Linked DNA regions of Homo sapiens: regions 2 and 3 are each linked to region 1. Evidence: read pairs that join two places in POLR2A ChIA-PET (ENCODE). Cell type or tissue: A673. All regions are shown on one strand. Links, peaks and the distances in the headings refer to the core of each region. The heading gives the core; the rest is flanking DNA.

Region 1 (10,540 bases), core at 2,430-7,429:
CTCTTTGGAGAAGGCGGGCTGGCTTGAGATTTGAAGCAGGCGTGGAGTGCCAGGAGGTAGGGGGTCTGTCTGCAAAGGCAGCTCGTGAGAAGTCATGAAAACACCGAGATCATGTACTTCCAGCTTCTCATGCTAAGATGCCCAACTCGAGCACCATGGCTGGATGGAGCCGGACTCCCAGGGAGCCTCAGCCCAGGCGGAGGCTCAGCAGGCAGCTCTCTGCTGCTTTCTGTATTTAGTCGTCGTTGTTTTCGCTGTTGTGGGCTTTTTTTTGTGTTTTGTTTTTTGTTTTGCCATAGAACCTTGACTGGCAATACACAAACCTCCTCAAAAGAACATGAAAAGGAAAATTAGAGGGAGACTGCTGAGGTACTTTGCACAATTGGAAAAATCAGCATTCTCCCTGTTGCAGAGTTCACCGGCACATCCACTCAACTCTGATTAAGGGGCCTTGGTGTTTGTGGGGGCGTTCGGCAAGAGGCCTCTGATTGGGAGACAATTTTGTGGCTTCAGCCTGTAACTTGGGTGCAAGGGATCAGGCACAGTTAATGTGATAACCTTGCAAACCTCTGCTTGTGACCGAAGTGCCTGGCCACCACGAGCCATCATTAAAGACATGCTGCAAACACTCCTGAGGCTGGGAAGGGCCAGGAAGGTGGCACTCTGGAAGGCAGTTGGGAAGAGCCCTTTTATGGCTGGTGTTGGGAGTTTGGAGATAAAAGTCACTGGTCATGTTTATCATCTAGTTCTTTTTTTTTTTTTCTGAGATGGAGTCTTGCTTTGTCACCCAGGCTGGAGTGCAATGGCGTGATCTTGGCTCACTGCAACTTCCACCTCCTGGGTTCAAGCGATTCTTCTGCCTCAGCCTCCCAAGTAGCTGAGATTATAGGCACCTGCCACCGCACCCAGCTGATTTTTGTGTTTTTAGTAGAGATAGGGTTTCACCAGGTTGGCCAGGCTGGTCTCGAACTCCTGACCTCAGGTGATCCACCTGCCTTGGCCTCCCAAAGTGCTGGGATTACAGGCATGAGCCACCGCACCCGGCTATCTTCTAGTTCTAAATGCACCCTGCTATTGAGTTTCATATTTGCTAGATATCAGTGTTTGATATTATCCATGCCCTAGACCAGGGGTGTCCCATTCTTTGGCTTCCCTGGGCCTCTTTGGAAGAAGAATTGTCTTGGGTCACATATAAAATGCACTAACATTAACATAGCTGATAAGCTAAAAAAATCCCCCCAAAATCTCATAGTGTTTGAAGAAAGTTTACGAATTTGTGTTGGGTCACATTCAAAGCCATCCTGGGCCGCATGAGGCCTGTGGGCCGTGGGTTGGACAGGCTTGCCCTAGACTATAAATGTTTTGAGGCAGGAGGGAAACCACGTGTGTCCTGGGGTACTGTCCACTGTAGGAGCTTTGCACAGATGTGTTGGACCAAGGAATGAAGGAATGAATGGACAGAAGTGTTTAAAAACATGTTTTGGGCTTGAAGAGTGATGGCCATTCCAGGTAGGGTGATGGCCCCAAGAAACCTTCCTGAGTACCAGGGTCATTTGAATGTTACCAGGAACACATGGGTTCTTTTTGGCTAATGACTGCTTTTGTGCATTTTTCTGGATTCCTAAATCACCGAGATCAGAAGGCTACTGAGAAGACAAACTCTGTGTGTGTGTGTCTGTGTGTGTGCACGTGTGTGTGTGTGTGAGAGAGAGAGAGAGAGAAATGTGGAAAATCAGGAGGGGTGGGGTGGAAGCAGGATAGCGTGAGGGAGGGAGGGATGGAGTAGTGGGGTGGGGTAGGGGAGGGATAAATAATATCCACAGCCGAGGCTTCCTACCCCCTCTCTGCTCCTGCAGGGTACACCTGGGCTCGCATTCAGCACAGTGTCTTTGCGAGCGTATGCTACACGTTGGTGTCCGTGGAGTCTTTGAGGCTCTGATTTTATACGATATTTCTTTGGTTCAACTCCTCCCAACCCGTTGTGACCAATATGGGCTGAATTCCTGCTGCCCCTCCATTTGGCTGGGAGGAGACTGGAAACTTTGAAACAGAAATGCGTCCTAGGAAATTGAAGGCAACCAAACCAACAGAATGTAAGAATGAATAAGACATGAAGGAGTTTATACAGCGCAAATTCCTTGTCCTAACTTTAAGATCGAAGCAGGGGTCAGTTAGCTGAGCTGATACCATTGATGGGAAACCAAGCTCCAGCTTCTTCCTCTTTCTAAAGGTTAGCAAAGATACACAAACATCCAGCACTAAATATACTTTCCGGTTTGACTTCGGGCATGTGATTCTTGATAGCATCTCTGGGCTAGATGATAATGGAGTTCGGTGGGTTTTCCCAATTAAACAGGGACCATTGAGCAGTGGCCGCCAAGGAAATGGGTCTCTAGTGACAAGCCACAGGGCTCTCTGTTACTGTTCAACTCTCTGCTCAGTGACTTAAGTAAGAAGTCTACAAAGCCTGCTTATCTAACTGTCAAACAAGAGAGAACTTACACTCAAAGGACTGTTACTAAATGCAGATGAATTGGATAAACTTTCCTCGGCTGGCAAAAATCCAGGTTGTTTCAGAGATTTTACTTATACCAATAACATCTTAATACAAAATGCCTTTCTCGGCTGGGCATGGTGGCTCACGCCTATAATCCCGGCACTTTGGGAGACCAAGGTGGGTGGATCACGAGGTCAGGAGATGGAGACCATCCTGGCCAACATGATGAAACCCCGTCTCTACTAAAATACAAAAAATAAAAATAAATTAGCCTGGCGTAGTGGTGCACGCCTGTAATCCCAGCTACTCGGGAGGCTGAGGCAGGGGAATCGCTTGAACCCGGGTGGCAGAGGTTGCAGTGAGCTGAGATCATGCCACTGCACTCCAGCCTGGCGACAGAGCGAGACTCAGTCTCAAAAACAAACAAACAAAACCCCAAATACTTTTCTTATTCTCAGTCTGATTGCCAGCAGCCTAATGCTCTGTGAGCTGTTAATAAAGTTACCATGACAAAGATTCTGGGGTCAAATTAATTGAGTAAATGGTACATAGTTTTGGAGATCCACAATGCACATTAGCAGGTAAAAGGCACTGACAAGTCCTGAAATATAGAAATATCTGTGTTTGCAATCACAATACTCTTTCTATATAATATCTATCAACATCCTTTGGAAGTATTCCAGAAATATTACTTGGAAGATGCTGCCCAGAACATATTTTCCAAAGTGATACAAAAAGGTATAAATAGTTTGTCTTTTTTTTTCCTCAAGAGCCAAGAAGGGCTGTCAGAATATTCTCGAGAAACAAAACCAAATTATAGCAGGCACCTCAAACAATGTGGAAACCTGTTTCCCTTTAGTCCTCACAACACAGGTTTTGCTTCCTTCAGCTGGTTCGCAGGTGTCTAACGATTTTCGTATTGTTTTGAGTTGTATTTTCTTGAATTGCTAGTGACGCTCTGCATTTTTTTCATGGGATGCTTTGTTGTCCAAATTTTTCCTGGTGTATAAATTGCATTTTTTTCTTCTCTGATCACTCATTAACTTGAAACTGGATCTTGAGCTTGCATATTTCACAGCAATACTTCATATATCTGGACAGTTACCTTTTTACTTACATTTATTACACATTTTCCAATGCTGTTGTTCTAATTGTGTTTTATTGTGCCTATGATTCTGTAAGGAGTTCACAACTTTTCTTTTCTTTTTTTTTTTTTTGAGACAGAGTCTTGCTCTGTCACCCCAGGCTGGAGTGCAGTGGCCCGGTCTCGGCTCACTGCAACCTCCGCCTCCTGGTTTCAAGCGATTCTCCTGCTTCAGCCTCCAGAGTAGCTTGGATTACGGGTACCTGCCACCATGCCCAGCTAATTTTTGTATTTTTAGTAGAGATGGGGGTTTCACCATGTTGGGCAGACTGGTGTTGAACTCCTGACCTTAAGTTATCGGCCTGCCTCAGCCTCCCAAAATGCAGGGATTATAGATGTGAGCCACTGCGCCCGGCCCTAGGAGTTCACAACTTTTTAAAGATGCTCAACAGACCCCCATCTTGTCTCTAATAAGATGTTTCCGTTTCTTTAGTCAGAGTTTGTTTCCTTTACACAGATGGGCAAAAAATGTGATTTTATTTTCTTCTAGCTTGTTAAAATAAATAAAAAAAATAAAAAGAATGTTTTCTCATCACACAAATAATACATGTTTATTATAGAAAAAATAAAAATAATTAAAAATAAGGGGTCCAGGTGTGGTGGTTCACGCCTGTAATCCCAGCACTTTGGGAGGCTGAGGCGGGCAGATCACCTGAAGTCAGGAGTTTGAGACCAGCCTGGCCAACATAGTGAAACCCCAACTCTACTAAAATTACAAAAAATAGCTGGGCTTGGTGGCCGGCACCTGTAGTCCCAGTTACTCAGGAGGCTGAGGCAGGGAATTGCTGGAGCCCAGAAGGCAGAGGTTGCAGTGAGCCAAGATCATGTCATTGCATTCCAGCCTGGGTGACAAGAGCGAGACTCTGTCTCAAAAATGAATAAATGAATAAATAAATAAATAAATAAATAAATAAATAAATAAATAAATGGAAAAAAGCACCTGAAATCTCGCTACTCAGACAGTATCGGTAATATTTTTTGTAGATCTTTTCAGACTTCTCTCAATGTTTAAATATAACAAATTAAATTTTTTCCCCAGGATGAGTAAATTCTGGATCTCTCTTGTACCACATGGTGACTAGAGTTAGTAATAATGTATCACATACTTGACAATTGCTAAGAGAGATCTTAAATGTTCTCACCGCAAAAGACAAAATGGTTAACTCTGTGAGGGGATGGATATGTTAATTAGCTTCATGTCAATGATACCTCAATAAAGCTAGAACAATTTTAAGTAAAAATGTAAAATAATATAGTGGGCCGGGCGCTGTGGCTCACATCTGTGATCCCAGCGCTTTGGGAGGCTGAGGTGGGAGGATCACTTGAGCCCAGGAGTTTGAGACCAGCCCGGGCAACATGGTGAGACCTTGTCTCTACAAAAAGTCAAAAAATTAGCCAGGCATAGTGGTGCGTGCCTGTGGTCCCAGTCACTCGGGAGGCTGAGAGTAGGAGGATCACTTGAGCGTTGGAGGTGAGCCATGATCATGCCACTGCACTCCTGCCTGGGCGACAGAGTGGGACCTTGTCTCAAAACCTAAATAAGTAAATGAGTAAATAAAAAGAGGAATTTGGGGATTTCTCAATCAATTCATTACATTCCTAAAAGTAACAGTGAAAAATCATTTGGCCTTTACTAAATGGTGTGTAGGAAAAACAGCTCTCTGGAAAGAAAAGCCCTGATTGGTGCATTTGTTGACTGCTTGATGGAAATACCCACACTGTGGCCACTTTCCTTCCTTCCTTCCTTCCTTCCTTCCTTCCTTCCTTCCTTCCTTCCTTCCTTCCTTCCGTCCTTCCTTCCTTCCTTCCTCCCTCCCTCCCTCCCTCCCTCCCTCCTTCCTTCCTTCCTTCCCTTTCTTTTTTATGGAGTCTCGCTCTGCTGCCAGGCTGGAGTGCAGTGGCGCAATCTGGGCTCACTGCAACCTCCACCTTCCGGGTTCAAGGGATTCTCCTGCCTCAGTCTCCCAAGTAGCTGGGACTACAGGCACACGCCACCACGCCCAGCTAATTTTTGTACCTTAGTAGAGACAGAGTTTCACCATGTTGGCCAGGATGGTCTCCATCTCTTGACCTCGTGATCTGCCCGCCTCGGCCTCCCAAAGTGCTGGGATTACAGGCGTGAGCCACTGTGCCTGGCCACTGTGGCCACTTTCAAGCTATACATGACTTAACAAATGGCTGGCAAATTTTCTGAATATTTAAGAGTTGTCTCTTGCCAGCTGGCAGGGATAAATTTTTCATCTTTATTATGCTGCTTCTTCCTAACAGGAGCGGGAAAAATTCTGTTTTTTATTTATCTTCCTTTATTTCTCCTATTAGGGTCTCACAATGCCCTTTGGGTAAGCATCTTATGTCGCCAATTAAATGGATATACAATTATTTGATTTTTAAATTGCTCTTGAATTCTCTTTTATTTTACATGCATTTTCTAGTTGCATTATATTCATGTAAGATGCACTTGATTAAATGTCTTCTTATGTATCTTCTGGAAGTAATTTACTGGTACTTTTGGTTGCTTTCCTAGGTTTATAATCATGGCTAAAAGACAATTCACATTTTAATGTCTTCTATTCTTATATTTACATGTTATTTCTTTTTCTTATTGATAGCTTTTGCCAGTGTTTCTAGTTTTAATTTAGTTTTATATTAAAATAGGAGTGGTAACCAGACAAGCGAGAGCATGTCCAGATTTTTAGTGCTAATGACTTTCTATTCCTTAAGCAATAATTGGCCTTTTTTTTTTTTTTTAAAGAGCTAGGGTTTTGCTATGCTGCCCAGGCTGGACTGCAGTAGCTGTCTACATGCATGATCATAGCTCACTGTGCAGCCTTGAATTCCTAAGCTTAGTTCATCTCCCTGCCTCAGCCTTCTGAGTAGCTGGGACTACAGGCACACACCACTGTGCCTGGTGGCTTTTGGTTTTAAATCCATAATCTTGGCCAGGTGCAGTGGCTCATGCCTGTAATCTCAGCATTTTAGCAGGCTGAGGAGGGAGGATTGCTTAAGCCCAGGAGTTTAAGAACAGCTTGGGCAACATGGCAAAAACCTGTCTCTACACAAAATGCAAACACTTAGCCGACTGTGGTAGAGTGCACCTGTAGTCCCAGCTACTCATGAGACTTGAGGTGGGAAGATTGCCTGAGCCTGGGGAGGTAGAGGCTGCAGTGAGCCAAGATTGTGCCACTGCACTCCAGCCTGAGTGACAGAGCAAGACCCTGTCTCAAAAAATAAAAAATAAAATTCCATAATCTTTATCATATTTAGAATAAAACCTGTCCCACAAATTTGTAGTGACTTTTTTTCAAATGCCTCCTTGATATTTATTGAGATAATTAAATGGACCTTGCTATTTCTCATGCTAATATGATAAATCATGTAAATCATTTTCCTGCTTGAATGCCACCGATATAGTCTTGGGATAAACTCTTCTTGGTTGCTATAGACCCTTTTTTTTTTTTTTTTAACTGGCAAGAGTCTCTGCTTGTATTTGGAATTTTAAGATAAACCTTTTATTCTGAAATAATTTTTATTTTTTTGAGACAGAATCTCGCTTGTCGCCCAGGGCCCAGGCTAGGGTGCAATGGTGTGATCTCGGCTCACTGCAACCTCCACCTCCCAGGTTCAAGAGAGTATCCTGCCTCAGCCTCCCAACTAACTGGGATTACAGGCATGTGCCACTGCACCCAGCTAATTTTTGTATTTTTAGTAGAGACGAGGTTTCACCATGTTGGTCAGGCTGGTCTTGAACTCCTGACCTCAGGTGATCTGCCCGCCTCGGCCTCTGAAAGTGCTGGGATTACAGGTGTGAGCCGCCATGCCCAGCCAATTCTGGAATAATTTTTGATAGTACAGAGTTCCCATATACCTCTCACCTGGTTTCTCCTATTGTTAACATCTCACATAACCACAGTACATTTGCCAAAGCTAAGAAACCAACACTGATATATTACTGTTTGATATAGTTTAGCTCTGTGCCCCCACCCAACTCTCACCTTGAATTGTAATAATCTCCACATGTCAAGGGTGGGGCCAGGTGGAGATAATTGGATCATAGAGGTGGTTTCCACCATGCTGTTCTCATGAGAGCGAGTGACTTCTTGTGAGATCTGATGGTTTTATCAGGGATTTCTTCTTCCACTCAGCACTCATTCTCTCTCCTGCTGCCCTGTGAAGAGGTTTCTTTTGCCATGATTGTAAGTTTCCTTAGGCCTCCCCAGCCATGCAGAACTGTGAGTCAATTAAACCTCTTTTCTTTATAAATGACCCACTCTTTGGTATTTCTTCATAGCAGTGTGAGAATGGACTAATGCACTGTTCATTAAACCCCAGACTTCTCTGGATTTGGCTAGTTTTCTTATTTGTGTTAGGATAGCCAAGGTCCATGTTCATGACTAATCTTTAAAGCTTCGCTGTTCTTAGTTTGATTCAAAACTCTAATCGTGTCATACTCCCATTGTGTCCCCCATTTTATATATATTTCTAATAGTTGATTTAGTGGAAGGATTATTTGTTCCTTGAAGGATACTAATTTTTCATGGTTTGAACTAAGTTGATAAACATGTGTAGAAGGTTAATATACTGTGATAATATTCTGTGTTCTTTGCTGTTCTAGAAGAATCCAAAGAAAACGAGAGCTATTTTTTTTTTTTTCTGTTTCCTACTTCTCCTTCCAGAGGGCAAGTGATACCTTGAGATAAGAGAGATAAGAGGACCAAGCTGCTCTGGCCCCAGGGAAGGGTTAAGACACTTTTCTTGGCTGGGCGTGGTGGCTCACACCTATAATCCCAGCACTTTGGGAGGCTGATGTGGGCGGATCATGAGGTCAAGAGATTGAGACCATCTTGGCCAACATGGTGAAACCCCGTCTCTACTAAAAATACAAAAATTAGCCGGACGTGGTGGTGCTCACCTGTAGTCCCAGCTACTTGGGAGGCTGAGGCAGGAGAATCTCTTGAACTTGGGAGGCGGAGGTTGCAGTGAGCCGAGATCATGCCACTGTACTCCAGCCTGGTGACAAAGCGAGACTGTGTCTCAAACAAACAAACAAACAAACAAAACAGACACTCCACTTTTAGAAAAGGGTTGAAATTTCTCAAGGGTTAGAGGAAGCTCTAGGGTTTGCAACAGGGCCTGGGAAGGAGTGGCCTAACTAAATGTGGCCAGACCTGGCAGACAAGATGGAGGCTCTATTTAAAAGAGGGGACATTCCAAGAGTGGGAAAGACCCTTGCGGTGTTCCTCCAGAGCACCCAGGAAAGTAGCAGGTCTCTGAGAAGTAGGGGAGAGAGAAGGAGACAGTTTTGGGGTGGGGCTCACTTCTTAGGATCCCTGTGCATCCTGGCATAGCAGGATGGAGCCCACCTTCACGTGGCCAACGAGAGCCACTCCTGGGCAGCCCAGATGGACCAAAGACCAGCGTCCTCTCTCCCACCGTGGAACCATGTAACTTACCAAATGCTTGTGTGACCCAGATGATGCTAACTTTCTGGAATCCCAGGATTGTCCTTGAACCTGGCCTTTCTTCTGTGGACATGCATTCCCTCAGTGATCTCATTCAGCTCAGGGATTTAAGTCCCATCTCGATACTGACCACCCACCCCCACGTTGATGTCTCCCACCTGGAAACCTCCCCTGGTCCCCACATTCATTCATGGGACACCTGCCCCTGCCACCTCGTGAATATTTCAGGCTTCAGGTTAATGAGACGTACCAAACGTGTTCACAACTGAACCCCTGATCCCCTCCCAATCTCAGCTGGTGGAGACTCCATTTCTCTAGTTGTTCAAGCCCAAACCTTGCAGTCATCCCTGACTCACCTTTTCCCCTCACACCCCATACCCACCCCCTCCCAGCTTTCCCTTCAGAATATTCCTAACCCCGACTGCTTCTCAGCACCTCTTCTGCTCCTTTTCTGGCCTCAGCTGCGTTGTCTGTCACTGGGATTATCGCTATAGTCCCCTAGCTGTCCCTCTGTCTCCGCCCCCATATCAGAGTCAGGCTGGTTTCGCTGCAGTAACAAAAAACCCCATCTCTGTGGCTGGAAACAACAAAGGCTCTGTTCTCCTTCGTGCTGGGCACCCACTGTGTGCCAGGGGGCTCGGGGCCCTGGGCGCCAGCTGGTCACCATGCCAGAGGAAGAGAGGGCGTGGCTGAGCTGTCCTGGCTCTGAAAGTGTCTACTCAAGGGACATCACCCTTGCGACATTTTGTTGGCCTTTGAGTGGGGAGGATAGTGCAATCTATCCTGTGTCTGACATGAGACAGAGCTGGGACATCTGTGGCTGGTCCCAGTGCCCCTCGTCCCCCAGGACATTCTCTGTTTCACTCAGAGAAAAGATCAATTCCTTCTGCTGCCCTGAGGTCCTGCACCATTTCTCCCCACCCTCAGTGGGTCCTCCCCACTCTCTCTGGCCTCTGCCCCTACAGTTTCCCCCACACTCACCCTGCTGAGCCCGGCCAGCTTCTCTGCTGAGCCTCTGATGCATCAGGCACACTCCTGCCTCAGGGCCCTTGCACTGGCTACTCCCTTGACCCGGAATGCTCTTTCCCTAGCTAGCTGCAAGGCTGGCGTCCTCCTGGGCTTGAACTCTTCAAATGCTGTGCTCTGGATGTGGCTGTCCCCATCCATCCCATCTGATGCTACAGGGTACCCCCTGCCCAGTGCACCCCACCCCCTTGCCATTTTTATTTATTTATTTATTTATGTATTTATTTATTTTGAGACGGAGTCTCACTCTGTCGCCCAGGCTGGAGTGCAGTGGCTCAATCTTGGCTCACTGCAACCTCTGCCTCCCGAGTTCAAGCAGTTCTCCTGCCTCAGCCTCCTGAGTAGCTGGAATTACAGGCATGCAGCACCACGCCTGGCTAATTTTTGTATTTCCAGTGGAGTCGGGGCTTCACC
Region 2 (10,540 bases), core at 2,573-7,572, 1.8 Mb before region 1:
GTGTCCCGGAGCTCATCGGAGCAAAGCTGGGATAAGGAGGAATGTGTTTCTGTGTCCATGGTCTGGGTCTCTCTTGGGTGGTGCAGGGAACCAAGTGCCTCTTGCAGGCGGTACTCATGTTGCCTGGGTAGTTAAGGAGAAGCCCACCTCATCTGCGGGCCTGGCTGCCAGGGGTGGCTGATGTTTCTCCCTAGGTGCTGTTTGAGATTTTCAACATACCTGCCCTGTATTTAGCTAACCGAGGAGTCCTTTCTCTGTACGCCTCTGGCCAGACCTTCGGTGAGTAGCCCTGTGGGAGCCCCATAGCCTCCGCCTCCCTCCGGCTGAGACGCTCACCACTGCGCGCAGCCCACTCCCTCCCTGACCAGTAACGAAAGACAAAGACCCACACAGCTCGCACTCTCCAGACCCTTTCATCCCTCCTGGTTAAATGATTCGCTCCCAGGTTTTAACAGTTTACTTTACTCACTTTTTTTTCTTAATAGCTTTCTCGAGGTGTAATTGATATACGATAAATTGCATGTGTTTAAAGTGTACAATTTGCTAAGTTTTGACACATGTGTCTACTCTTGAAGCCTTCAGAACCAAGATAATGAATGTATCTGTCACCCCTAATCTTTTCCCTGGCACCACACAGTCTGCCCCTCCAGTCTGTCCCCAGAGAGCCACCAGCTGCCTTGGAGTCTGCATTTTCTAGAATTTTGTATGAATGGACCAGAAGGTCAGCACTTTTTTGGGGTTTCTTTTTTTTTTTTTTTTCACACAGTGTAATTACTTGAAGATTTATTCTTGTGTGTGGGTTGAGAGTTCATGTCTTCTCATTGCTGGATAGTAGCCCATCTTATGAATACATTGTACTTTATCCACTTGTGAACGAATATTTGAGTTGTCGGTTTGGGGCTATTGTAAATAAAGCTGCTATGGGCCGGGTGCAGTGGCTCACGCCTGTAATCCCAGCACTTTGGGAGGCCGAGGTGGGCGGATCACGAGGTCAGGAGATCAAGGCCATCCTGGCTAACACGGTGAAATCCCGTCTATACTAAAAGTACAAAAGATTAGCCAGGTATGGTGGTGGGCACCTGTAGTCCCAGCGACTCAGGAGGCTGAGGCAGGAGAATGGCATGAACCTGGGAGGCAGAGCTTGCAGTGAGCCCAGATCATGCCACTGCACTCCAGCCTGGGTAACAGTGCAAGACTCCGTCTCAAAAAAAAAAAAAAAAAAAAAAAAAAAAAAAAAGCTGCTATGGGCATTTGTATACAGTATAAGTACTGTGTAAGTATTATTTGTCAATTAAAACAATAAAAGGAAAAAAAATCCTGGTATGATTTTTCCTCTTCTACCTTTTGGACCACTACTGTGAAACCTGCATGTGTGGTGTCATAAGAAAACTTGTGGGCCACCATCCACAACAGCCAGCCCTTTTGTTCCTTCTTGTGCACTCCCCTTTCGGGGAAGAAAGCTGGCTCCTGAGAATCTTTGTCTTCTCCTCTGTTAGCTCCCCTCTGCCTTCTCTCACTGCAGATATAACAATTGTAAGGGATGTCATTGGCTTTGCATTATGGTACCAGCATGTTCTCTTGTCTAGGCATGACTGTTGAATCTGGAGAAGGAATGACACACTTCGTGCCCATCGCTGATGGCTGTCCTTTGCATCAGTCAACCTTCCAGGTGGACATAGCGGGCCAGGACCTAACCTCGTACCTCCTGCAACTGTTGAAAGACAATGTGCAATTATTGGTGGGCACAGGTAGGAAATTGCTATTCTTGGCTGGGTAAACTAGTCTCTGGGGTATAATAGCCTTCTTTGCTAGCTCAACCTACAGCCCTCAGTGTGTAAAGCTAAGACTACTTAACCATCATTCAAGTTCTAAAAACAACTTTATTTATATTTAGGGACATTTAGTGGATTGATGATGATGATAAGGACAATGATAATGATGATAACGATTATGGTGGTGGCAATGACGGTGATAGTGATGGTGACCATGATGGTGATGACAGTGATGCTGATGATGGTGATGGTGATGGTCATATGGTGATTGGTGGTGATGGTGATGATGGTGGTGGTGATGGTGATGATGACAATGATGGTGATGGTGATGATGATGGTTATAGTAATGGTAACAATGATTGTGATGATGGTGGTGGTGGTAATGATGGTGATGGTGATGATAGTTATGATGACAGTTGTTAAGATGATGATGAGCTAAACTTTATAGAGAACTTATCCTGTAGAAAGCACCAGGCCAAGTAAACATTTCACATGCATTTTCTCATTGCTTCTCACTATAACCCTACGAGAGGGAACAATTATTTCCATTACAAGAGGAAGATGCAGCCAGGTGCAATGTCTCATATCTGTAATCCCAGCAATTTGGGAGGCTGGGGTGGGAGGATCACTTGAGCCTAGGAGTTTGCGATCAGCCTGGGCAACACGGCAAGACCCGGTCTCTACAAAAAGATTAAAAAATTAGCAGGGTGTGGTGATGAGCAACCTGTAGTCCCAGCTACTTAGGAGACTGAGGCAAGAGGACCACTTGAGCCCAGGAGTCAGAGGTTATAGTGAGCTCTGATGATACTACTGTATGCCAGCCTGGGTAACAGAGCAAAGCAACACCCTGTCTCTTAAAAAACTAATAATAACAGGAAGAGGCTCAGGAAGGCTATTAGAAGATTTGCCCAACATTCCATAAATGATAAATGGTATAGCAGCTGGGATATGAACCCAAGGCTCCAGGTAAGGTGCCTGTCCTTCTCTGCACCCAGTTCCTGGACTAGATTCCCAGCCTGTATAACCTGCATGACACCCATTCCCAGTGAGCCTACAATCTTGCATCCCAGGGTCTTCCTTGAAGACCAAGAGGTCTGTGTCAAAAGCGATGCAAAGCATGGAATCTTAAAGAATAACAGCAATTAGAGGGAAAGTGAGAAGGGTTGCAGGGCAAAGTCATAGCATGTTATTGATGCCTCACACCTGGTGAGCTCTTGGTGAGCATCGTTGCCTCTCGTCCTTCCAACAGTCCTGCGAATGATCATTTATCCCATTCTTGCAGATAAGGGAAGGGAAGGTTTAAGAGGTTAATGAAGTTTCCTAAAGCCAGGCATTGGGTCAATGGCAGAGATGGGATTTGAACCCAAATTTGCCTCATCAAAGCCCCAACTACATGAAGAAAGGAACAAATATCAGGAGAGTGCAGCATCCCAGAAGCCGAGGAAAGAAGGGAGTGATTAATAACCTCAGCTGCCGAGGGAAAGAGGTCAGGAAAGAACCAAAGAGTGTCCTCAGGTTTTTGGATCTAGGAGTACAGAACAGACCCAGGCAACAGCAGGTTAGGTGGAGCGAGTGAAGGTAGAAGGCAGACGTCAGGGTGCTGAAGAGCAAGTGACATTTCCAGGTGGGCGGTGCAGAGTTCCCCGATCCAACTCAAAAAGAGTGATAGAAAAAGTGTAAAACCATAAGCGAGAAGACACAGCTGGGTTTAAAGCCTGTTGTCAGCCATCCAAAAAGAGAAGGAGTGTATGTAACCTTCCAGATATTTCTGGGTGGGGATTTTGATCCACTGTGGGCAATTCTCCAGAGAAGAGGGCAGCTGTGAGCAGGCGGCAGCTGGGGGATGGGGCACCAACAGCACCGCTCATAGCAGTAGATAAGAAAGTCGGGTTTGCTTTTCCAGCTCCCCCCCACCCTCCCCCAAACATACACTGTATGTAGAAGGAGATCAACTTCTGAAACGCTGAAATTTCCTAATCCCTTTTATCTTAGTTCAAGACATACTTATTCTACTCTTCCACAAACTCAGGCTCAACACATGGCACAAACAAGAGTGCCAGGAGTGTGAAATGGAAATAGAAATGACAGCTCCAGTGGTGCAGCCTCAACCTCACCAAAGGTGCTTCTGTGAACTCATCTCATTTTCATGCCTTTTTCTGTTTGGCACTTTTCCTTTGTCCCACAGGGGATCGAGAGTACATCCGGGACATGAAGGAGAAATGCTGCTATGTGGCTTTGGACTTTGACAAGGAAAAGATGAAAACTGATTCACCTTCATGCCAACAGAAATATCAGCTGCCTGATGGCCAAGAGATCACCGTTGGGCAGGAGAGCTTCTTCTGCCCCGAGGTGCTCTTCTAGTCAAAACTCATAGGTGAATCCGCAGGAAGGGGACAGAAATTAGCCTGGACATGAGCAAGCGAACACCCTGTAAGGAAGAAGGGGCCAGGCATGGTGCCTCACGCCTGTAATCCCAGCACTTTCGGAAGCTGAGGCGGGTGGATCACCTGAGGTCAGGAGTTTGAGACCAGCCTGGCCAACATGGTGAAATCCCGTCTCTACTAAAAATACAAAAATTAGCCAGGCAGGGTGGCATATTGCCTGTAGTCCCAGCTACTCAGGAGGCTGAGGCAGGGGAATCGCTTGAACCTGGGAGGTGGGGGTTGCAGTGAGCCGAGATTGCACCACTGTGCTCCAGCCTGGGCAATAGAGCGAGACTCCATCTGAAAAAAAGAAGGACAGCAAGGAAGGAAGGAGGGAAGGAAGGAAGGAAGGAAGGAAGGAAGGAAGGAAGGAAGGAAGGAAGGAAGGGAAGTAGGGCTGCCAGGAGGGGGTGTGGTTTGAGTAGCAAACAGGCACACTGTTTCAAAAGCTCCTCTGACACCAGCTAACACTCACTAGGCACTTACAGTCTGCCTGTCACTTCACTGACCATTGCGAGTGTTATATCCTTGAATCCACCCCCAAATCCACCTCTGTAAAATTATCCCATTTTACAGAGAAGGAAACTCACCAAAAAGGTCTTCTCTTTCAAAATGTATTGTTTGTACTCTGCCTACTTACAAAATAATCTGAAATATAAATTTCAATACAATTTAAGACAGACATGTAATCACCCTGGATTTGGAGGGAGCTTTACAAATGTGGCTGATCTAGAGACTTTGAGTTAGCATGGAGCTGCCTAAACGCTTCAGCTGGTACATTTGTCCTGGTGGAACGGGAGAAATGACAGAGGGTGAAATCCCTACTGGTGGGGAAGATGGAATCTCCCTGGTCGACATGGAAAAGCAGGTGTTCCCCGGAGTCCAATTCTTCATTTGTTACCTTCATAAAGGACAACGGGGAATTAAGGGTGGGGAAGTAACCATTTCCCCAGGTTGAGGACTCAGTGAGTACCTGGCACTTAGAATCTTCTGTAAGTTAGTTGGTTTATCTCTGTGTTCCTCTCTTCAACTGTGCAGGGGATGGTCTGGTCACGTGCACCACCAATGTGAAGTAGAGAAGAAATTGAGGTTCTTCACCCACTGTGGGGAAGTTCTCCCCGGGGTCTGGCTGGGTCCCAGTGAACAGGAGCACCACCCCAGATCGGTGAAACTAGCAGGGCCTTTCTGCTGGGCCTCTCTTAAATGCCCCTTGGGGTTAGCCTTTTGTCATGAGTCCAAGGTTATTCGGCAATTTTTCCTCACAGGCAAGAGGCACGGAAGGCACCACGCAGCCTTCCCAGGGGCTCACAATTTTGAACAGAAAATATTAGGTTGGTGCAAAAGTAATCGATTACATTTGCACCAACCTAGTAATACAAGGCACACATCTCTTCAGGGCAGTTCTCATTATATTTGAGTTTATTCATGTGGCCAAATGATGAGCCAAGAAAGGAGGGATCAGTGTCATTTCTCAAAGACTGCCTGAAGGAGGATGCTGCCTCGACAGGAATCTTTTTATACAATTGATATCAAGGCATTACATGTTAAGAACTGTCAATAACAGTTGAATATAAATTCTCCTGGAGGAGAGTGGAGAATTCCTATTTATTTCCTCAACCAGGAGCAGCTGAGTCCTGTCATCTGACCGGGTGGCTCCCTGCATTCCCTGATGGGAGCCCAGCTAAGCTAAGGTTTGCCTACCTTGCTGGGTGTTACCTAAGGCTCAGGGAGGTTTCCAGCACCCAAGGCCTTCCGCTGGGAGGCAGGGGCCCAGGTGTGCAGCCGCCAAGCCTCTGGCTTCCAACATTCTTTCTCCCTCTGCCTGTCCTGACAGGGAAAAACACCCCTGGCATCCACACGAAGGCCATCCAGAGCATCACTTCCTGCAACCCCGACCTCCAGAAGGTTCTCTTTGGCCACATGCTACTGTCCGGAGGGACGGGCTCCTGCCCCGGCTTGCGATTCCGGATGCAGAGAGAAATATCTGAGCTGGTGTCCCCTACAGTTTATGTGAAGGTGAGGCTTCCCCAACCCATCCCCTCTGGGAGCGCTTCAAATTCATTCCACAGATGTACCTTGAACGCATCAGATACGCCAGGCACGGCTCCTGGCACCTGGGAAGTCCTTCTGGGAAGTCTTTGGAGCTTTCACTCTAGTTGCCGGGGGAAGCAATAAACGTCATGAATAAACATGAAGGGGACATGAGTGGCATGTCAGGAGGGCTGTGATCCATGGGGAAAGTGCAGCAAAGGACGGGGTGGGAGGGAGTGTGGGCAGGGCCGGGGGTGCTGAATACAAGGTGGGCCAGAGTGGGCCTCCTCAAGAAGAGGACATTGGGTAAGCACTTGAGGTAAGGGTGAGCCATGTGGATATCTAGGGAAGAACATTCAGCCATGGGGGGAACAGCCCATGCAGTGGCTCAGAGGCTTGCTTCCTGGAGGAAGGGCAAGGAGGGGTTGGCTGGGGCCGAGTGAGCAAAGGCAACAGGAAAGCAAGGTCAGAGATGCCGCAGAAGGACATCCATTCCAAGAGGGGCTGGAAACCCCCGGCAGGGTTCAGCAGAGGAGAGACATTGTCCAAGTAGGCTCTGGAGAACTGCTCAGGCTCCTGTGCAGAGAGTAGATGTCATAGGGACACAAGGTGTGGACAGTCAGGACATTAGGACTGTTGGGATGTTGGGACTGTCAGGACATTGGGACTGTCAGAATGTTAGGACTGCCAGGATTTGGGGACTGCTGAGATGTCAGGACTGTCAGGATGTCGGGACTGTTGGAATGTTGGGGCTGTTGGAATATTGGGACTGTTGGGATGTCGGGACTGTTGGAATGTTGGGACTGTTGGAATGTCGGGATTGTTTGGATGTCGGGACTGTTGGGATGTTGGAGCTGTTGGAATGTTGGGACTCTTTGGATGTCGGGACTGCTGGGATGTTGAGACTGTCGGGATGTTGGGACTGTTGGGATATTGGAACTGTTGGGATGTTGGGACTGTTGGGATGTTGGGACTGTTGGACTGTTGGGACTGTTTGGATGTCGGGACTGCTGGGATGTTGAGACTGTCGGGATGTTGGGACTGTTGGGATGTTGGGACTGTTGGGATGTCAGGATTGTTGGAATGTCAGTACTATCGGGATGTTGGGACTGTCAGATATCGGGACTGTAGGGATGTTGGGACTGTTGGGATGTCAGGACTGTTGGAATGTCGGGACTGTAGGGATGTTGGGACTGTTGGGATGTCAGGACTGTTGGAATGTCAGGACTGTAGGGATGTTGGGACTGTTGGGTTGTCGGGACTGTTGGAATGTCAGGACTGTTGGGATGTCAGTACTATCAGAATGTCGGGACTGTCGGAATGTCGGGACTGTTGGAATATCGGGACTGTCAGAATGTCGGGACTGTCAGGATGTTGGGACTGTCGGAATGTTGGGACTGTTGGGATGTTGGGACTATCAGGACGTCGGGACTCTTGGGATGTCAGGACTGTTGGAATGTCAGGACTGTTGGGATGTTGTGACTGTCAGCACGTCGGGACTGTTGGAATGTCAGAACAGTCAGGATGTCGGGGACTGTTGGAATATCAGGACTGTTGGGATGTTGGGACTGTCAGGATGTCAGGACTGTTGGGATGTTGGGACTGTGAGAATGTTGGGACTGTTGGGATGTTGGGAGTGTTGCGATGTTGGGACTGTTGGGATGTTGGGACTGTCAGGATGTCAGGATTGCTGGTGTGTGGGACTGTCAGGATGTCGGGGCTGCTGGTATGTGGGACTGTCAGGATGTAGGGACTGCTGGTATGTGGGACTGTCAGGATGTCGGGATTGCTGGGATGTGGGACTGTCAGGATGTTGGGACTGCTGGGATGTGGGACACACCTGGCCTGGCTGGCTGGGGCAGGAGGGGCAATGTCACTCACTCATTTCCAGTTGAGCTCAGCAGCTGTCCCATGAATGCAGCCTCCCTTGGTTAAATGAAAGCACTCTTCCCCCGTGGGAGCCCCACCCAGGTTTGTCCCCAGTGGACACTTTCTCTGGCTTCCTCTGTGTCAGAGGCCTCACAGCCTCTGATGTGGGGTCTTTGGGGGCTGTCACTGCAGGGCATCCCTGTCGAGCTGGCCCTGAATCCTTCCCATCTCACCAGCTGGCCCTTGAGCTGGCTGCAAATCCCACAGGCCAGTTGTAGGGCGCTCTGTAATGGGGTCTCCTGCAGGTGCACAACAGACTCTCACCAGAGGGACACCATCACTCCCCTCGGGCCTGTCACCAGGGTTCACAGCCACCCTTTGTATGCTCCGTGTGGGCGGGGCAGGGGGGCGGGACCTTCCAGACACCAGGGTGGGCAGGGGCGTGAGTGGCCATCTCAGCACTTCTTGTCCTCCCTAGACCTGTCTTACTGCCCTTGTCCCCTCCACTCCAGCCGCCAGCTTTGGAACAGGACACTGCAAGGTGACTTCCTCCAGAGTCTACAGGCAGGAGGCAAGGACTTACTCCCTTTTGCCCACAGCCCCCCAAACTTTTCTCGAAGATTATATCACCCTATCACCCATCACTCTCACCCCCAACCCTAGGGGCCTCAGATCTGGTTGCAGGCAGATGCGCTCAGAGGGAAGGGTCTGGAACGTGTCCTCAGAGCATCTTCAGCTGCCTCTGAGACTCTCCTTGCCCATCTGACAGTGTTCCCTGTACCCTTCCTGTCCTTGCTCTATAGACCAGGGTGAGATTTGAAAGAGAATGCACAGCAGTGGTGCCTGTCCCAGGTGGTCCCTAACCCTCCTCCGTAGCAACAGACAAGCATCAGGAATTACAAATGCATCAGCCAGGATTACACAAAATATCTTCCTACTGCCTTGTCACTTCCCAAGTCTTCAGCCCTCTTCCTGTAGGCCATAAACATTCATGGGATGCTGTAAAACTGTTATCCGTTTCCTTCCTCCCTAAGTCTGCAGCTCTCGTTAGACCATCTTATGTTATATCATAGGCATTTACATTCTATTAAAACCATCACCCCTCCCACCTTCTCACTCCAAAGCCCTTGGCTGTCACTTCATAGCCTGTTTCTGGTCTCCCTCCTCTCAGCTTTCTGGACGACTCCAGGCTCTTGTGTGTAATGAACTTTGACTGAATCAGAACAGAAGGCTACTGCTTAGCCCAGCATGGAAAACAAATTAAAATTGAATATCATACTTTCATAACTTCCTTTTTTTCTCTTTCCTTTTTTTTTTTTTTTAAATAAGACAATGTCTCACTGTCACCCAGGCTGGAGAACAGTGGCATGGTCACGGCTCACTGCAGGCTCAGGTGATCCTCCCACTCAGCCTCCCAAGTAGCTGGGACTACAGGCGTGTGCCTCCATGCCCGGCTAATTTTTTTTGGTTCAGGTCTTGGACTCTGGGCTCAAGTGATCCACTTACCTCAGCCTCCCAAAGTGCTGGGATTATGTGCAAGCCACCATGCCTGGCATACTTTTATAGGTTTCTTGACCACATTTGCAAAGGGGATCTTTGGGCCATCTCTGTCCTGCCAGCATGTGGCTGGGTTGCATTTGGTCCAAGCCCTTTCATCCTTCTGAGTCCTCAAGGTGCCCTCCACTGCCTCCTCCCGCCAAAAACTCTCCATGAAGCTTGATGATGACATCGCCCATTTCCCATTACTTGGCAGTGATTTAGCTCTTCTCTGCATAATTTCTCTCCATCTAAGCCATCTCTGAAAGAGGTACAGTGGTAGATTCTCCTGTAAGCATCCATAAAGCTCATTAAATTGTTGCCTAAAGAAAATCCTCTCCCTGAAATGAGTTCATCATCCACCTTGAGAGAACAGCTCGTTTCAATGGGGGCAACTTTTCAAATAATTGTTTCTCCCAGCAGCCTAAATCTGCTGTAATAAATGTTCTTGAGCTAAAACTCTGCCCATTATTCCCCCTTATTTCTTCAGAATGTTATTTTACCCTTAGATCCATTTCTAGATGTGGATTTTGGAGTCAGAATCATGCACAATTTGAGGCTTTTTGAATGGATGACCCAATTGCCCACAGAAACACTGAGGCTCCCATCTGTCCCGGCGAGGGCTGAGCCAGCTCTGGACCACGTCCACGCCAGCACAGTGTCCTTTGTTCTCAAAACCCCTGGGCACCTGGGTAGATGGAGAAGAAATGTTTGTTGTTCTTTTCTCTGTTTTTTTTTTTTTTTTTTTTTGTAAACATATTTCTCGTAATTGTTCAATCCAATCCTTTGGCCATCTTCTGTTAGTGATTTGCTATCTTCTTCGTTTTTTTTTTTTTTTTTTGGGACGGAGTCTCACTCTGCCACCCAGGCTGGAGTGCAGTAGCGCAATCTGGGCTCACTGCAACCTCT
Region 3 (10,540 bases), core at 3,141-8,140, 460 kb after region 1:
CCATCAAACCTCTTTTTCTTTATACATTACCCAGTCTTGGGTACTGTCTTTATTAGCAGCATGAACATAGACTAATGCAACCTGGATGGGACACAGGGTGCCCAGATATTTGGTCAAGCATGATTCCAGGTGTTTCTGCGAGGGTGTTTTGGATGAGATGAACATTTAAACTGAAGGATGTTCAGTAAAGCAATGTGCCCTCCCTAATGTGGGTGGGCCTTACCCAATCAGTGGAAGGCCTGATTAGAACCCAAATGCAAGAGAGAATTCTGCTGCAGAAGGCCTTCAGGCTCCATCTGTGAGGTCAGCTCCACCTGCTTCTACCACAGACAGCCTTCAGACTAGAACCATGGCATCGGTTCTCCTCACTCTCCAGCCTGTTGGCTCATCCTGTGGATTTTGGACTTGCCAGTTCCAACATGGTTCAAGCCAATTCCTTATCACAAATCTCTGTCTGTATATCAGCACATCCTGTGGGTTCAGCTTCTCTTGAGAACACTGACCAATCCAATCACCGTTACTCCCGATGACTTGTAGGTGAAGCCCCTTAAGGAAAATTTCTTTCACAAATGAGAGCTAGGGAAAGATTTACTCTTCCTGAGCAGCTAAAGTATTTTCTCCAATGGCCACGAGAACCTTAAACCTTTCCTTCTTTCCACGCTCCCATTGGCCGCCAGGAACTTGCAGCTTGGCTACAGCAATCATGAAGGACCTGGTGGGTAACGTATCTGTCCCTGGACTCGCCTTCCTAACGTAGCTGCTTTTTTCCCTCGGCCCTGACTTTCTACTTCTAGGTGAATATTACTCTTGTACTGCCTGTTTTTCCCACAAAGTGCAGGGAGTTCAAAATGCCAGGCCACATGTCCGAGGATTTTCCCTCCCCTTCCGCTGGCCCCTGGCCCATCTGCTGGCTGGGAAGGAGCTGGCTGCATCTCTCCTTTTGAACTCCAACTCTGGAGGTGGGAAGCTGGCTGGAGCCGCCCCCAGGGCAGAAAGAGGAGAAAGGGCATCAGAAAGACAGGTGCTCAAGACTGCAATCAGGCAGCTGTCCACACTGTCACAGTGAGCACCCGCCGGATACCAGGTGTATTAGTCAGGGTTCTCTAGAGAGACAGAACTGATGGAATATATCTACATGGGAGTGTATTAACTCACACAATCACAGGGTCCCACAATAGGCCGTCTGCAGGCTGAGGAGCAAGGAGAACCAATCTGAGTTCCCAAACTGAAGAACTTGGAGTTCGATGTTCGAGGGCAGGACGGATCCAGCACAGGAGAAAGATGTAGGCTAGGAGGCTAGGCCAGTCTCTCCTTTAACATTTTTCTGCCTGTTTATATTCTAGCCTCGCTGGCACAGCTGATTAGATTGTGCCCATCCAGTTTAAGGGTGGGTCTGCCTTTCCCAGCCCACTGACTCAAATGTTAATCTCCTTTGGCAACACCCTCACAGATACACCCAGGATCAATACTTTGTATCCTTCAATCCAATCAAGTTGACACTCGGTATTAACCATCACACTGGGGGCTGGGTGAGGGGGGACCTGGGGATGTGGGTGAAGACATCAGGAAGGACGTCTTGAGGAACCTGCTGCCGCCAATGTTAAGATCACTGCTGGGATGGCCTGGGCTGCTGGGGACAGCTCACTCAGGCCTGAGGCCTCAGGGCACCTGGGAGATGGCATCACCTGCCCCCTGCCCATGCCAGCTCCAGCCCACCTCAGCTTACCTCAAACTCCCATGAGCAGAAGGCTTTACAAAAGGTGGATTGTGAAACCCCCTCCCACCCATAAAGACACCCCATATAGATGCCTGATAGCAGCCAAGCCCAAGCCCTCGTCCTGCCCTGCTGTTGACTGTGAGAAGAGGGAGTGGGGGGAGAGGGTGGCCATTTTTCACTGCCTGATTCCCCTGCTAATTTCTGTCCTTCTGAGGACATGACAGGAACAGCCAAAGGTCACAGGGATTTGTGTTCCCGACAGGCAGCAAATGCTTTTGAGGAGGCGGAGGATGGGGTGCTGGGCCAGGCCATCATTGTGGGTCCTAGCCTCAGAAGGATTCCAGGGAAGGGAGGACAGGCATTTGGGGAAAAGAGCTGCCTTCTAGACAACACAAAGGCTGTCCGTGTGTCCTCGGTGTTTCCAGACTTTTGGAGGTGGGGCAGCCTGTGTCTGTCTTATGAGTGAGGAGGTTAGAGGTAGGTTTCCCAGAAGGGTGCATGGGTCAGGGACTAGATGAAGCTGTGTAACAAAAGAGGCTCAGAACAGATAATAGCTTCATTCTCCTCCATCTGCTGCCTGCATCACCTGCAATCCATGGACTCTCCCTTTGCCATCCTTAACAATGGAGACAATAACTCCTCCCTACAGGAAAAGCAGAATCTTAGCCACGCTTAGCCACCCCTAACAGGGCAGCACAGGGGCTCACTGATGCCCTTTCTCCTCTTTCTGCCCTGGGGACGGCTCCAGCCAGCTTCCCACCTCCGGAGTTCAAAGGAGAGATGCAGACACCAGTCACTGCCTTCCAGCAAGACCCATGTCCCATGCAATCCCAGCCGAGCTTGGCCAAGCCCTCTCTCACCCCACCACATTCCCGGCTCACAAAGCTCTGGGCTAGCACTCCACAACTCCGTAACTGGCACCCCAGTCTCTATGAGTACAGTGGTCCTCCCTTATCCACAGGGAACACATTCCAAGACCCCCAGGGGAAGCCAGAAGGCATGAATAGTATCATATACACTTTTTATGTACATACATACCTATATACATGTCTCCTGTACATGCATACCATGATAAAGTTTTATCTAAAAAATAGACACCAAATGAGATTAACAATAACCAATAATAAAATAGAACAATTGTAACAATATGTCAACATCACTACTTTTTTTGGGGGGGGGTGGTAAGGGGACGGAGTCTCCCTCTGTCACCCGGGCTGTAGTGCAGTGGTGTTATCTCAGCTCACTGCCACCTCCACCTCCTGGGTTCAAGCAATTCTCCTGCCTCAGCCTCCCAAGTAGCTGGGACTACAGGTGCCCACCGCCTCGCCCAGCTAATTTTTGTATTTTTAGTAGAGACGGGGTCTTGCTGTGTTGGCCAGGCTGGTCTCAAACTCCTGGCCTCAAGTGATCTGCCTGCCACGGCCTCCCAAAGTGCTGGGATTACAGGCGTGAGCCACCGCGCCCGACCTCAGCATCACTACTCTTGTGCTTTGGGGCCATTATTAAGTAAAAGAGGAGGAGGGTACCTTAAACACAAGCCCTGCAGTATGGAGCAAATGGATCCCACACTGAGAGGGCTCCCAAGTAACTTGCAGGCAGGTAGCATCAAGGCGTGGAGGTGCTGGACAAAGGGATCACTCACACTTCAAGGGGGATTGAGCAAGATGGAATGGGATTTCATCACACGACTCAGAATGGCATGCCACTTAAAACTGAGGAATTATTTATTTCTGAAATTTTCCATTTCATACTTTCAGACTGGGCTCAGCACATGTGCCCAGGCCACCCAGGTAGAGGTGGAGGGCATGGGATTCAAGCCCAGGCCATCGTTGGCTCTGAACATATACCTGAAACAACCTCCCTACCAGGTGAGTCTGTGCAGAATCCCTTCTCCCTCTCTACCCTCTCCCTCCCTCCCGGCCCCTCCAGCACCACACCCAAGACCCTCAGTGGGTGCCTGAAGCCCACTGTTGGGCTCTGTTTTCTCTAAGGACTTCCCCATACCCCCATCAAGCATCCGGGCCCCATTCTGTGCCCTGAGCACTTGGCATCTCCAGAACCCCTCTGCCCTGCTGCTCCAGGACCCAGAACTGCTCTCTCTCTCCCCATCTCCGACCCCACTTCTGGTAACAAGCATGTAATTCCCCCTCTTTTGCTCACACTCCACACACACACATCGCTGGATCCCTGGTGACTATCCCTGGGCTGTCCCCTGAACCAGGGGCTGGGGGCCTACATTTTGCCCCGGCAACTCTCTCAGATTCCCGCTTCCTCTCACATAACTGTTACAGTCCCAGCTACCCAAGCCTCTGCCCAGCTTCGTCCCACCCCATCAATCAGTCACCTACATCACTCCCAGGAGCCATTCTCAGGAGCAGGTCCAGGAGCAGCACTCCCTTACTTAAACACCCTTGATAGCCCCCTCCTGCCTGTACACCAAAATCCAAACTCCTAAACAACCCTCAAAACCCTCACAATTTGGACCCAACCTGCCTTGCCATCGTACGTCTCTTCATCCCCTCCTCTATGCACTAGCATCTGAACCAGAGGGTCTCAAATTTTGCAGGGTATGGGAATCAGGCAGGGGAATTATTAGTCATATTCCTGGGCCCTGCTCTTGGAGTCCAGCTGGTCTTCGGGCCTGGGAATCTGCACGTGTCACCAGCTCCCCAGGTGGTCTGGGGAGACCTACAGAGGATCATATCCTGAGCTTGCCGGGAGCTCTGTAGCCTCCAGGCCTTTGCTCACACCGTTCCTTCTGCCTGGAATGCTGTTCCCTTCCTACCAGCCTAGCAGAGTCCCCCCAGTCCTACCTCTAGGGACACCTGCTCCAGAAAGCCTCCCACAGACCCCAAGAGAGAGCAGCGCTCCTTCCCTTGTGTGTGTTCCAGGGCACTCTGCCCTCTCTTACAGCCTAAGACTGTCTGCCCAATGTGGGTGCTATTTACATGCCATCGGTCTGTTTGTCTGTTTGTTTGTTTGTCGAGACAGGGTCTCACTCTGTCACCCAAGGTGGAGTGCAGTGGTGCAATCTCAGCTCACTACAGCCTTGACCTCCCAGGCTCAAGCAATCCTCCCACCTCAGCTTCCCCAGTAGCTGGGACCACAGGCATGTGCCACCACGCTGGTTAATTTTTTTGTATTCTTAGTAGAGACAGGGTTTCACCATGTTGCCCAGGGTGGCCCCAAACTCCTGGCCTCAAGTGATCCTCCCACCTCAGCCTCCCAAAGTGCTGGGATTGCAGGTGTCAGCCCCCGCTCCTGGTCTACGTGCCATCTTTTACTCACTCATCTGGGAGCCGTTGGAGGCAGGGGACACTCCACCCAATCCCCGAGGCCGGGGCTTGTAAGTGGGGGCAGGTGCGCTCTGAGGCTCCAGACCTTGTCAGGGTCCCTGCCGCCAGCACACTGCTGGGGATCCCCCTGCAGGCACATCGGGCTTAAAAAGGAAATACACTATTTCATGACTTCACTTCTTTTATTTTTAGAACAAGTGACTCATCTCCACCACAGGGGCTCTGTGAGCTGCTCCCGGACAGGCTTACAGAGGCCAAGCAGGGAGTGAGAGGCTCGAGAGGGCTGCAGCTGCCCCTGCCCACACTCTGAGGCCCATGAGTGGCTGAGATGCAAGGCAGTCGGTCGTTCCCACTGACCTGCCCCTCCAAAATAGCAAGTCTGGAGAAGCCGGGCACCTGCAGAAGAGGTGGCTGCGGCAGAGGGTGCATCCATCTCGTCCCGCCTAGGAGGGGAGAGGTGGATGAGATCAGAGAGTTGTTTCTCAGGGTCTCACCTCACCATCTTTTCCTCCACATGCAGACCGGCCATGGCCATGGCCACAGCCACGGGCTGCCCAGGTGTGTTGCACCTGCCTGGCTGCATCCTTTCTCACATACCTGCCTCCACAGAGGAAAAGCTGGGAGCAGTCTGGGGACCCAGAAGAGCCACCCCTTTCCCGGGGCTGTGGCCCCGTTGGTGGGGGAATGGGGAGGAGGAATTCCTAGTGATGAGATCCGTGCCCAGGACCGAGGGCCCACAGCTCACCTTTGCCTGGCCTCAGTCCACCTCACCCCTTGGTGTGATAGCTCACTCCTGTAATCCCAGCACTTTGGGAGGCCAAGGCAGGTGTATTGTTTAGCCCAGAAGTTCAAGACCAGCCTGGACAACATTGCAAGACCCTATCTCTACCAAAAAAAACAATTGGCCAGGCACAGTGGTGCACATCTATAGTCTCAGCTACTTGGGAGGCTGAGACAGGAGGATCATTTGAGCCTGGGAGGCAGAGGTTGCAGTAAGCCATGATTGTACCACTGCACTCAGCCTGGGCAACAGAGCAAGACCCTGTCTCAAAACGTAAGGGAACAACAGCTCCCTAAGCTTACTACTACTACCCTTAACTACTCATTTCTTAGAGCCTTGCTCACTATACTTTCCAATCTGTGTAACCCACTTGTTTCTTCATTTTTAAAAAATGCATGCTCATTACAGGAAAACTAGAAAATCCACAAAAAATTCATATGGGGCAATAAGGATAGGGTATGCGCAACATGCTATTAATTATGGGAGAAAATGAGGTTGGTGGGAGAAGACATTTGCATTTGCCTGGAAGCACACGGGATATCTCTGGATGAGACACAAGAAACAGGCAGCTCGGGCTGCATTGATGGAGGGAGATGAGATGACTTGGGGTAGGCAGAATCCTTGCTCATGGTATATCCTTCTGCAGTTTTCAAGGAAGAGGAGGAGAAAGAGAAGGAGAAACAGAGAACGAAGATGCAGAAATTAGGAAACAGTCCCCAGGACCACCCTCACTTCTGACAGCAATTGGAAGTTCAGGGGTCCTCAAGTTCATCATCCTCCATTTCAACAACCCACTGAAAGTTGTAATGGTTACAGTTATGGTTTATTACAGTGAAAGGATTAAAATCAGCCAAGGGAAGGCATGCATGGGGCAGAGTGCAAGGAAGTTCCAATCTCCTTCTCCCAGTGGAGTTATGGACCGCATGAATTCCTCCCAGCAATGGTGCGTGATGAGATGCGTCGAGTATTGCCAAGCAGATGTCCCCGGAGCCTTGGTGTCCAGAGTTTTTACTGGGGCTTGATCACGATCACGTGGGCATGATGCACTGATGCCCAAGTGACTGACCTTTAGTTTTCTGCCCCTCCAGAGGTCAAAAGGAGACCACGTGACCCAAATGTCCCCTCATGACAGGCAAACAAAGATGCTCTTCTCAAGCAGGACATCCCGAGGGCCTGGAGATCCCCTCCCAGGAACCAAGGACAAAGACTAGACTTCTCTTTGGGTCAGATTCTTTACTACACTTTACTACATCCTGTCCTATAAACAGGATGACCAGCCATCCCAATGTGGCCACGACCCTCCCCATTTTAGTGTTGAAAGTCCCATGGCCCAGGGAACCCCTCCACCCCAAGTACTCACCCTATATGGAGGCACCCACCATCGCCACCCGCAAAAAATGTGATGGCTTTTTTCTGTGTCTTCTTGGCTCCACGGTAGTGACAGGTCCAGGAGCACAGGACTTGGCAGCCGTGGGGAAGGAGAGTCAGCTTCTGTGCTCTGACAGTCCAAGTGGAGTCCCCAGCCCACAGTGGTCCCCGGCCACAGCCCCTCCAACGAGGCTGTTCCTCTAGCTTATCTAGGCCTCCTAGTCTCAGCAACATGGCAAAGCCACCAGCTTCCCCTGCAGGTCACCTGGGCCCCCAGGCCAAACACCAGCTTTGTGTGGGCTTCTCCACCAGCCTCGACACTGTCAGGGTCTCGTGTCCATAATAAATCTTGTCTACAGCACCCATGGCGATTGCACATGAAAACAGACTAAAGGAAATCACTGTGAGCCCTAACTTGATCACCCACAGTGGCCAACCATGTTTCTGCTCTTTATGTTGCTCTTATAAATGGGGTCTTTCATGCTTCTCATCTAGTGGATTGCTGTGTGTATGGTTTCTCTGTATTGATCTAGACCCACTCACTTGACTGAATTCTGGTATTAGCATTTGCAATTGCTTCTGGTTGACTCTCTTCCATTTTCCAAGAAAATCATCCATCTCTCTGTAAATAATGATTTTCCTTCCCAGTGTTTGCACCTCTGATTTCTTCCTCTTTTCTAATTGTTTTTCTAATACCCAACCATCCTTGCATTTCTGGAATCCATTCCGCTCAGTTGTTGCAATGATTTACTCCCCTAATGTGCTGCTTAATTCAGGGACTTAATATTTTTACATCAATGTTCCCAAACAACACTGGTGTGTGTTTTCTCTTTCCATGCCATCTATGATGGATCTTGGCATCAATGATATGCTTGTTACATAAAAAGAAGTTAAAAATATTCCTTCTTTTATGCTTTAGAACAGTTTAAATAGTGTTTAATTACCTGTTCGTTTTTGGTGTGGTTGGATCCTCCTATAAAACATTCTAGGCCTGATGCTTTTTTTTTTTTTTTTTAAGGAAAGTCGACTTTGACAACTTTCTATTTCTTCTATGGTAATCAATTTGTTTAGACTTTACATCTCTTTTGGAGTCTTTTTTAAAATAAATTATATTTTCTATGTTTTCAAAGTCTCAAAATCTTTTATGTATCCCAGTGCCAGTTTCCTGTGGTTATTTGCCATTTTATGTCTCTGCGGTTGTTTTCCCCATAGACTTTTATTTCATTTATGTTTTCTTCTTTTTTCTTGATAGGATTGACTAACAGCATCCTTTTTTATGCCCCTGAAAAATCTGGCACTTGGGTACATTTGTTAATTCTATTGCTTCTTAATGCATATATTTCCTCTCTTATCTTTATTTCTTCCTTCTGTTTTTCTTAGTTTTTTCTATTATGTTCAATATATTGAGCCATATGCCTAATCCATATGTTTTCATTCTTTCTATTGGTTAATATGAATATTTAAGGCTATAACTTTCCCTTCAAGAATTGCTTTAGCTGCATCTCATAGGTTCTGGTTTGCAGTCCAAACATTATCACTCAACCCATTTATGCCTAGTGTTCCATTATTGGAATGCTGAGCATGTGGGAGTTATTTATATATCCTACTGCTCAAGGTCATCACCAAGGTCTGATTGCAAAAATTTAAAAAACGGCAACCTCAGGCATAAATGGACTAAGAACCTCCTCCAAGAAGCTCCCTCCTGCGTTCCTGTAACACACCATGCATTCACCCGCCACCCTTTTACTGCATTATGAAGGTCCAGCACAGCACTGTCCATAACAAAAATAATATAAGCTACCTATGTGATTTTAAATTTCCTACTAGCCATATTAAGACCTATTAAAAGGAATAGGTGAATCAACCTAAATGCCCATCAATGGTAGACTGGATAAGGAAAAAGTGGTACATATACACCATGGGATACTATTCAGCCATAAAAAAGAATAAGATCATGTCCTTTGCAGGAACATGGGTGGAGCTGGAGGCCATTGTCCATAGCAAACTAACACAGGAACAGACAACCAAATACCACATGTTCTCACTTGTGAGAACACATGGTCACATAAAGGGGAACAACAAACACTGGGGCCTACTTGAGGGTGGAAGGTGGGAGGAGGGAGAGGATCAGATAAAATAATTCTTGGGTACTAAGTTTAGTACTCAGGTGACAAAGAATCTGTACACCAAACCCCCATGAGTTTACCTGTATAACAAACATGCACATGTACCACTGAATCTAAAATAAAAGTTAAAAGTTAAATAAAATATCATGGCCAATAAGTAATGAAAATAAAAGAAACAGGCGAAATCAAATTTAATATTTTATTTAACCCAATCTGTCCAAAATAGTATTATTTCAATGCGTAATCAATATAAAACCATTACTAATGAGATTTTACATTATTTTTCTGTGCCAAGTCTTCAATAGCCAGTACGCATTTTACTTACATCATATCGCAATTTGTGGTGGCATTTTTACTGTTCAATAACCACACATGCTTAGTGCAGGTCTAATATCTGTTTCCAGGTCTCTCTGCCCACTACCCTTACCTCCCTGACTGCAAGCTACCTGAGGGCAGGTGCTTTGCCTTATTCAACATTGTATCTGTGGTGCCTTGAATACTGCAAGCACTCAATGAATGCTTGCTGACTGCTTGCAGACAGGGTGGCTCAAACAGCAGACATCTATGTTCTCACAGTTTTGAAGGGTGGAGTCGGCTGGTTCTTCCTGAGTCCTCTCATCTTGGCTTGTACGTGGCCATTTTCTCCCTGTGTCCTCACCTGGCTCTGTGTGTGTGTGTGTGTCTGGGTCCTAATCTCCTCCTCTGATTAGGACACCCATCCTTTGGATTAGGGCTCACCCTAATGACCTTATTTTAACTTTATTCCCTCTGTAAAGACCATATCTTCAAACACAGTCTCTTTCTGAAGTATTAGGCATTAAAGGTTCAACATATGAATTGGGGGGAAGACATTCCAGCCCTAACACTATCCTTTTATGCCTTTTATACATCTGCTGTCCATCATCATTATTCATTTATCCATCAATTCTTCACTGTCTCCGTTCCATGGGCTACGGTTTACATCTGTGGCTACCAGCTGTGAGCAGAGGCATGTTCCCATGTGTCTCTAAGAAGGAGCATGTCTGTCTCAGCCTTGGACTTCCTTATTAAAACATTTTCTTAGGAGGCCCCAAGGAGCCATGGGGAGCCATGGAAATCTCCAACCTCTGACTCCAGATTGGAGCAGCCAAGGACAGCTTGACTCAGCTGCTATTCCTGAAGGGCAGACAACAGCAAAACCAGCACATAAGGGTACCACAAAGGTGCCCAAATATCCAAAATAGGGTCCAAGACAAAGACCATCATTACAAAG

The links. ChIA-PET counts read pairs that join two places held together with the same protein. Peaks named below come from ENCODE experiments on the same cell type or tissue, not always from the same donor. Only the 100,000 strongest peaks of a DNase experiment are listed, where the experiment ranks them.
Region 2: POLR2A ChIA-PET joins it to region 1 with 5 read pairs; 1 of 35 experiments calls an interaction of 5 or more read pairs at or near these places.
Region 3: POLR2A ChIA-PET joins it to region 1 with 5 read pairs; 2 of 35 experiments call an interaction of 5 or more read pairs at or near these places.

The regions. Positions count from the first base shown.
Region 1 is chr11:69,617,045-69,627,584 of GRCh38, reverse strand. No RefSeq gene overlaps it. Among named protein-coding and RNA genes, the nearest start is that of CCND1, 19 kb to the left of the region's middle. In A673, for the core only: no CTCF peak of the experiment used is centred there; DNase peaks (open chromatin) are centred at 2,524, 5,284, 5,914 and 6,494; H3K27ac peaks cover 4,858 bases.
Region 2 is chr11:71,385,005-71,395,544 of GRCh38, reverse strand. No RefSeq gene overlaps it. Among named protein-coding and RNA genes, the nearest start is that of DHCR7, 58 kb to the left of the region's middle. RefSeq lists enhancers at 5,529-6,028, 6,029-6,530. In A673, for the core only: no CTCF peak of the experiment used is centred there; DNase peaks (open chromatin) are centred at 3,564 and 4,614; H3K27ac peaks cover 2,384 bases.
Region 3 is chr11:69,161,374-69,171,913 of GRCh38, reverse strand. LOC338694 (a long non-coding RNA gene) reads left to right here and starts at 352. Exons shown (of 3, transcript NR_104161.1): 1 at 352-715; 2 at 3,475-3,585. LOC105369366 (a long non-coding RNA gene) reads right to left here and starts at 5,113. Exons shown (of 3, transcript XR_950256.3): 1 at 5,006-5,113. SMIM38 (small integral membrane protein 38) reads right to left here. Exons shown (of 3, transcript NM_001369201.2): 3 at 9,474-10,540. RefSeq lists an enhancer at 5,039-5,333. In A673, for the core only: no CTCF peak of the experiment used is centred there; a DNase peak (open chromatin) is centred at 5,183; H3K27ac peaks cover 939 bases.